Linked DNA regions of Homo sapiens: all the other regions are linked to region 3. The links are chromatin contacts, found by Hi-C or POLR2A ChIA-PET in ENCODE. All regions are on one chromosome and are shown on one strand. Each heading gives the region's core, a stretch centred on a gene start or an enhancer-like site at or near the end of the contact. The rest is flanking DNA. Distances are from core to core; before and after follow the strand shown.

Region 1 (2,700 bases), core at 185-2,684, 150 kb after region 3:
TGCCTGTAATCTCAGCTACTCGGGAGACTAAAGCAGGAGAATCGCTCGAACCCGGGAGGCTAAGGTTGCAGTTAATCTAGATCCCGCCACTGCACTCCAGCCTGGGTGACAGAGGGAGACTGTCTCAAAAAAAAACAAATAAAGTTACCTTTGACCCCATTTGTAAATTTATTCTAAGATAACAATCAGACCAGGTGTAATATCTCACACTTGTAATCCCAACACTTTGGAAGGCGAAGGCGTGAGGGTCGCTTGAGGCCAGAAGTTTTGAGACCAGCCTGGGCAACAGTCTCTTATTAAAAAAAAAAAAAAAAGACCATATCAAACAAATCCTTCCGGCAGAATTGTTTATCTTGTGACAAATTGGAAACTATCTCAATGCTCATCGGTGGTTAAATCACATACTGTAAAGTCCATAAAAATAACAATACCTATCTGTATTTATTGATTATCACCAAAATGTTAGCAGTGGTTGTCACTGAATGGTAGACTGGCAGATGACTGTCATTTTCTACCTTAAGACTTTTTGTGTCGTCTTGAGTGTTTTGCCAGGAAAGGAGAATTAACTGCTTTTATAATGGGGATGAGGGACCAGAACAAGGTATTTTCAAACTGGAGGCCCCCAAAGCTGAGTCTCTGGAAAATTTCTAAAAAGTCTAAACAAAATTCTTATCATGCCAACCAGGCACGCTTCTTTCCTCGCACCGCGCGGCGCAGAAAGACACACCCCTGACTCTGCGCTCGTCCCTCGGGCTCGGGTCCTCCACGCTCAGCCCCGGCCCTCCCGGTCCCCGCGGACCCTCCCCTCGGGCCCAATGCGCCAGCTGGCTCCGCAGGGCCGGAAAAGCGCGTTCCTCGGCAGCCTGGCGCCGCCGGGAAGGTGCGCGCAGCCCGCCCGGCAGCCCCGGGATGGCGTGAGGGCCGCCTCCCCGGCTAGCCCCAGCGGACCCCTGCCGCCAGCAGGCCGCCCTCCCTCCGCGGGCTTCCGGGAGCGGGTCCTGGCGCCAGCGCGACCTCCCGGGCCCCGGCGAACCGAGGGAGCGTCCCCTTTCCCCGCCTGACGGGCGCCGACCCGCCCCTGCGGTGCCGCGGCCGCCGAGTCTCCGACGCGCCCCCAGGTCCCGGGTTCGCGCCAGGAGGCCCCTCCGGGCTTCCGTCGGCCGGCCAGCGCCCGCAAAGCCCGGCGTCCTCCACAGCGGGCGGGCAAGGGGCGGGAGCCCACGGCCCCGCGCCCTGCGGCCCCGAGCGGAGCGGCGCCCCGCGGGCCCGTCTCGCCGTCTGCCCTGGCTGCGGCCCGCGGCCCCGCTGCCCACCGCCCACCGCCCGACCCCGCCCGCCAGCCCCCGCCTGCGCCCGCCGCGCCCGCTCCTCACCTGCGACGCGCCCCGGCCCCCAGCGCACCGCCTTGGACCGGCTGTGTACACCGGAAGTTACGTCTCCGGTCCGGCCCCGCCCCCGCCTCGGGCGGACGCGGGGAGGTTGCGGATCCCGCGCCTAGAGCGGACTCTCCTCTCGCATTAGAGGGGAGGGGGCGCCCCGGAGCCTCCTCTCCTGGGACCCTGGGCCCCCAAGCGGGACGGCCGGGGCGGAGGTTGAGGACTGGCGGCCAGAGCCGGAGGTCCACCCAGATCCCCCACCATGGCTTGGCCCCCGGGCGGGAGGGGTCGGGCTGCGTCCTCCTGGATTTATTACTGAAATTGACTGAAATCGATTACTGGCGTATGGAGTGTTTCCTAGATGCCAGGCCCCGACGGGCACTGCAGGAACGGGTAGTGCTCTCTCCCTCATAAGTTTATTCCTTAGTGGTAAATACACAATACCATTGTCACATATCCGGGTGATAATATAGTACCAATGGTGACAAGTGGTAGGAGGGGAAAGAGTAAGAGGGAGGGAGAGAGTACCCTGACCTAGTAAAGGAGAGTGATCCGGAATTCCCCCAGGGAAAGAGCAGGAGCTGAGGTCCTAAGGGGTAGAAGGGAGAAAAAAAAAAAAAAAAACGAGAAGGGAGGAGAACACATTACGCAGAAGCAGCAGCAAGGGTCTTCCAGTTCTGTGGGTTTTGTTTGTTTGAGACGGAGTCTTGCTCTATCGCCCAGGCTGGAGTGCAGTGACGTGATCTTGGCTCGCTGCAACCTCCACCTCCCGGGTTCAAGTGATTCTCCTGCCTCAGCCTCCCGGATAGCTGCGATTACAAGCGTGCGCCACCACGCCCGGCTAATTTTTGTGTTATTAGTAGAGACGGGATTTCCCCATGTTGGCCACGCTGGTCTCAAACTCCTGACCTCAGGTGTTCCGCCCACCTCGGCCTCCCAAAGTGCTTGAGCCACGGAGCATGGCCCAGTTTTGTGTTCCAATAATAAATCAGAGTGGTGAGAAGTTAGGTCTTACTTGACAGTGTTGCAAAACTAATGAGTTTTAAGCAAGAGGTGATTTGTCCATACTTGAGAGTGTAAAGGGGTTACTCTAGATGCAGTGTGGAGAAGGAAGGACTACGGAGGGGAGGCAAGAGTGGATATAAATGTGTACACCCATGTTCATATTAGTCAGAAGGTGGAAGCAACCCAATGTCCATCCACGGGTGAATGGGTTCACAAAATGTGGTATAAACATAACAATAGAATATTACTCAGCGTTGAAGGAGGCCGGGCGCCGTGGCTTACGCCTGTAATCCCAGCACTTTGGGAGGCCAAGGCGCGT
Region 2 (2,700 bases), core at 29-2,528, 190 kb after region 3:
GGCTTCTCCTGTTTCTCAAGTTTATCTTCTAAGAACAAAAGCACATATCAGAAAAGTCAAGACAGCTAATCTGAATTACATAAAAACACCTAATCTGAGAAACATCTGTAATTCACAGATCAAATAAGATTATTTTCTGAAAAGAAAAATCAAAGCTTACCTTTTAATTTAAGTTTATTATGAAACTCTCTGTCAATCTCTTCCTTGTTGAATTGTGCATTTGCACTTTCAAAGTCAAAGTCTTTCTCAAATTTCATTGGCCCATCTCGCCGAATACCAAATCTTCCCCTGCCACCCCGATGACCCCCACGCCCTCTCCTTGGAGCTGAAGGAGCACCTGGAGCTATGATAATAAAGAATATATACAAAGGACATTCAATATGTAATAGCTGGTTTAGCACAGATGTTGCTATTGTGCTCTTTAGATTCAACAGTCAACAACAGAAATGCTTACAGGTCTCTCTATATATTTTATTGTATTTGTATTTTTTATACAAAATAAAAAATTAAGTTTCACTAATATTTAATATGTAGACTGAGAATAGCTCACACAAAATTTCTAAACATTTGTATTTATGGAGTCCACACTCACATGTGTTACTGACAGAGTATACAGCCAGGCAAGTGTGGAGGCTTCTGCACTAAATTAATGTATGCTCCTTGAGGTCAGGGGCTTTGTTTTCCTTACTGCTATATCCCCAACACCGGCAAACTGAAGTGCCAGACACACAGTGGGTTCTCAAAATGTAGAAAGCCTTTTATGGAAAGAATAACAGGAACCAAGATTTATAGTAAGAAAAATAAACACTAATCGGCACAAATTGCAAGAAAATAGGTGTTATTTCCACATCACAGATAAAAAACAGACAAGCACCAATCCTTACTGACTCAAAACACTTCCTACTCCATCTTTACTGTGTCTCTCCAGATGGCTCTATATTATTCAAGCCTTCCTGTATCTACACATTCTCTCTCCTCTATAACACAGTAAAATTTCAGCCAATCATAAGAGACATGATAAAGCAATACAAAGCAGCATAATTTATAGTGAAAAACGTGGGAACCCAAATATCCAACACAAGAAAAATGACTAACAAGAAAAAAACAGAGGAAGAATATTTGATGTTAACTGAAAAACGCAGAACAGAAACCAGTATGAGTTTAATGATCACAATTGCGTGAAATGCTCCACACATACTGACAAGGATGAGAAGTGACTACAGGGTAACAAGATAGGTTTGCGCTGTTTGCTGAGGTTTGGCAAACTGCCTGGGTTTGAGAAAACAAACCACAAAACCCCACAGCAGCATATCCAGACATAAATCTAGATAAGTAGGATGTTTGAAACATTCACCTCTACTATTAAAAATGCCTCGGCCACAAGCCAGAATTACACCATGATCCTTCTGTCTTAAAAAAAAATATTTTGGGGCCAGGCGCGGTGGCTCACGCCTGTAACCCCAGCACTTTGGGAGGCCGGGGCGGGCGGATCACGAGGTCAGGAGCTCGAGACCAGCCTGACCAACAAGGTGAAACCCCATCTCTACTAAAAATACAGAAACATTAGCCAGGCGTGGTGGCGTATGCCTGTAATCCCACCTACCCAGGAGGCTGAGGCAGGAGAATGGCTTGAACCCGGGAGGCAAAGGCTGCAGTGAGCAGAGATCGCACCACTACACTCCAGCCTGGGTGACAGAGCGAGATTCTATCTCCAGGGGGAAAAAAAAAAAAAAAAAAAAAGGTTTTGGGTATAGATGTCTGTGTCTGTAAAATCTACAAAAAAAATCGGGAAGAATATGCACTGTTCTGTTAATGAACCTCTTTGGTGGGGTGAGTTTTGAAGGGCAATGAAAGATAGTATGGCAGTTATTTTATTTTGGGAGGGGAGCTCTCTCTTTTTCTGAATAAAAAGGGTAAAATATAATGAGTCAAATTAAACAAAATTCTGTATTCCATGGCATATGTAGTCCCAGCTACTCAGGAGGGTGAGGCAGGAGAATGGCATGAACCCGGGCGGTGGAGGTTGCAGTGAGCTGAGATCGTGCCCCACTGCACTCCAGCCTGGGTGACAGAGGTTGACTCTGTCTCAAAAAAAAAAAAAAAAAAAAAAAAAACACGGGGGGGGGGGATATAAAAATATATATATATATAAATGTAGAGAAGAGTACATATACATCTAAAAATATCATATCTAGATTTCTAAAATTAAGTGAAAGATCATTTTTCAATCATTTTCTAAATAAGGTAGATTATACATTCCCTTTTTAATTTAGAAGAGTTGTAAAATTATAATTTATTTTCCATTAATAAATTTGAAAATATTAATAAAATGAATGATTTTAGAATGTTATATATTACAAAACAGATAAAGAAAATATAAAACCTTATTAAATCAATAATCATAAAAGAAAACTACAGCTCTTAAACAACTGATTCAAAAACAGGATCTGGGCTCAATTTTTTTTTTTTTTTTTTTTTGACAGACTCTCGCTCTGTTGCCCAGGCTGGAGTGCAGTGGTACGATCTTGGCTCACTACAACCTCGCCTCCCGGGTTCAAGTGATTCTCCTGCCTCAGCCTCCCGAGCAGCTGGGACTACAGGCGTGTGCCACCACACCCAGCTAATTTTTCTATTTTTAGTAGAGACAGGGTTTCACCGTATGGCCAGGCTGATCTCAAACTCCTGACCTCGTGACCTGCC
Region 3 (2,700 bases), core at 155-2,654:
TCCCTTGTAGCTGGGATTACAGGTGTCTGCCACCATGCCCGGCTAATTTTTTGTTTTTGTTTTTAATAGAGACGGGGTTTCGCCATGTTGGCCAGGCTGGTCTCGAACTTCTGACCTCAGGAGATCCGCCCGCCTCGGCCTCCCAAAGTGCTGGGATTACAGGCGTAAGCCACCGCGCCCAGCCTGGTCTCCAACTTCTGAGCTCAAGCAATCCTCCCACTTCAGCCTCTCAAAAAACGGTGGGATCACAGGCGTGAGCCACCATGCTGGGCCTCCATCTCCTTTTAACAAAGGAGTTAGAAAATAAAAATAAAGTAAAATAGAAGAAAAAAAAAACTCTCACAAAACCTTAAGAAAGGCCGGGCGCGGTGGCTCATGCCTGTAATCCCAGCACTTTGGGAGGCCGAGGCGGGTGGATCACCTGAGGTCGGCAGTTCGAGACCAGCCTGACCACCATGGCGAAACCCCGTCTCTATTAAAAATACAAAATTAGCCGGGCGTGGTGGCATATGCCTGTAATCCCAGCTACTAGGGAGGCTGAGGCAGGAGAATCGCTTGAACCTGGGAGGCGGAGGTTGCGGTGAGCCGAGATCGCGCCATTGCACTCCAGCCTGGGCGACAGAGCGAAACTCCGTCTCAAAAAAAAAAAAAAAAAAAAACTTTACGAAAATAGCATTTTATGGTTCTTCAGAAAAGCAAAAAACACTCCAGTGTACTTCAAAGAACACGGCTTTAAAGTCTGCCCCAAACTATTCTCTGGAAAATATCCTCAAATGACAGAAAAACAATAACATGCCAATCACAACCTTTACCTGAGCGTCCTGCGCCTCTCTCTCTGGCACCTGCAGGCACTGGGAGCGGAACACCTTCCAGCTTCGGGGTGAAGACAAAGGGCCGTGAGGGCTGCACCCCGACTCCAGCCCGCCGGCCCGCCCCAGCCCGCTGGAAAGGACACCCCTGGAGCAGCTCTGGGACTTCCCCGCCTACCTGCGCGCACCGCCGGTGCTACAGCCGGGGCAGGCGCACGCGAACACGTGCAGCAGACGGTGAAACGGGGAGCCTTCCAGCGGGCAATACACCTGCACGACCAGAGCGAGCGGCTGCCCGCAGCGCTGACACACGGGCCTGGGCGCAGCCACGGTGGGCAGAGCATCCTGAGGGGACAGAGGAGGCGCTCAGACCCCGACTCCCCCCAGGACCTCGCCCACTCCCTCCGCACCCTTCAGCAGCACCCATCGACCCCAGCTCCGGCACCCGCCCTCACCGGAATGCCGCCCAGCTTGCTAGCAGTCCAGGCACCCGGCCCTGTGGGGCTGCCGTGCACCGGCGCATCTCGAAGGCCCAGCAGCACCGGCTTCAGAACGGCCGCCATGGCCGCCGGGCGACCAGGTGAAAACGCAAACTACGGCGGCCTCTCTGCGCACGCGCAACGCTACGCTAAAATGATAACCCCGCTCCCTTACTAGGATCCGATGCGGAGGCGTGGCTTTAAGGCGCGTGCGCTCAGGTCCCAGAGCCACAGAGGCGCCGCTGGCGTCAGGGGCTCGAAATCCCGGAGTCCCAGGCATTATGTGCCCCTTAATGCGCTGTGATAGGAAGTACACACCATCTACTAGGAAGTAGTTTTGCCAAAAAGCTAACTTTCTTTTTTCCTTTTTTTCCTGAGACGAGGACTTGCTATATTGCCCACACTGGTCTTGAACTCCTGGGGTTCAAGCGATCCTCCCGCCTCCGCCTCCCAAAGTGTTGCGATTACAGGTGTGAGCCACCAGAAAAAAGCCTTCCCGGAAAATAAAAATTTTAGGTGGGATAATGGTATTATCAGTCATTAACAAGAACAATAAAGTTTTTTAAAAAGTTAAAGTTTTTAATTTTTAGAGAAACACACCAAAATGCTTATAGATGAAATACCTCCGATTTGCTACTACATAATTAAGGTGGTGGGGTGTAAATACAGTAAGATTGACCATGAGTTGATAATTGTTGAAATTTGGTGCCAGGCACATGGAGATTTATTCTATTTGGGTTTTATATGTTTGAGATTTTTCAGTTTTTATTTTTGTTTTGTTTTGTTTTGTTTTTGAGACAGAGTCTTGCTGGGTCGCCCAGGCTGAAGTGCAGTGGCGCCATCTCACTGCATCTCAGCCTCCCAGGTTCAAGTGATTCTCCTGCCTCAGCCCCACCCAGTAGCTGGGGTTACAGACGCCCACCACCACGCCCGGCGCCCGGCTTTTTTTTTTTTTTTTTTTTTAGACGGAGTTTCGCTCTTGTCGCCCAGGCTGGAGTGCACTGGCGTGATCCCAGCTCACTGCAACCTCTGCCTCCCAGGTTCAAGCGATTCTTCTGCCTTAGCCTCCCGAGTAGCTGAGATTACAGGCATGTGCCACCATGCCTGGCTAATTTTGTATTTTTAATAGAGATGGGGTTTCTCCATGTTGGTCAGGCTGGTCTCGAACTCCCAACCTCAGGTGATCCGCCCACCTTGGCCTCCCAAAGTGCTGGGATTACAGGCGTGAGCCACCATGCCCGGCCTTTTTTGTATTTTTAGTAGAGACGGGGTTTCACCATGTTGGCCAGGCTGGTTTCGAGCTCCTGAAATCAAGTGATCTGCCCACCTCGGCCTCCCAAAGTGTTAGTATTACAGGTGTGAGCCACCGCGCCCAGCCACACAATACAGTTTTTTCAATTCCTGCAGCACAA

What was found. Hi-C counts contacts between places; a loop is a spot of excess contacts on that map. ChIA-PET counts read pairs that join two places held with the same protein, here RNA polymerase II (POLR2A). Pooled maps may share reads with other maps.
Region 1: a loop to region 3 is called in a map with no recorded cell type, with 11 times the contacts of the local background. The contact joins the promoter of GARRE1 here to the promoter of PDCD2L in region 3. A Hi-C loop is called at or near these places in 1 of 37 single-sample maps with no recorded cell type and 8 of 50 pooled maps. POLR2A ChIA-PET finds 5 or more read pairs at or near these places in 4 of 52 experiments (Panc1, WTC11 and activated B cell).
Region 2: a loop to region 3 is called in a pooled map, with 2.9 times the contacts of the local background. The contact joins the enhancer-like site here to the promoter of PDCD2L in region 3. A Hi-C loop is called at or near these places in 5 of 50 pooled maps. POLR2A ChIA-PET finds 5 or more read pairs at or near these places in 3 of 52 experiments (OCI-LY7, SK-N-SH and activated naive CD8-positive, alpha-beta T cell).

Annotation. Positions count from the first base shown.
Region 1 is chr19:34,253,288-34,255,987 of GRCh38, reverse strand. GARRE1 (granule associated Rac and RHOG effector 1) reads right to left here and starts at 1,434. Exons shown (of 14, transcript NM_014686.5): 1 at 1,374-1,434. RefSeq lists an enhancer at 616-1,137.
Region 2 is chr19:34,217,034-34,219,733 of GRCh38, reverse strand. LSM14A (LSM14A mRNA processing body assembly factor) reads right to left here. Exons shown (of 10, transcript NM_015578.4): 7 at 161-343; 8 at 1-28. Among named protein-coding and RNA genes, the nearest start is that of GARRE1, 36 kb to the left of the region's middle. Within about 2 kb of position 1,278, at least 10 of the 41 ENCODE cell types and tissues checked have a DNase peak (open chromatin) inside an H3K27ac peak, as active enhancers do.
Region 3 is chr19:34,403,103-34,405,802 of GRCh38, reverse strand. It overlaps PDCD2L (programmed cell death 2 like), which reads right to left and starts at 1,404. Exons shown (of 7, transcript NM_032346.2): 1 at 1,265-1,404; 2 at 988-1,154; 3 at 813-873. The coding sequence starts at 1,372.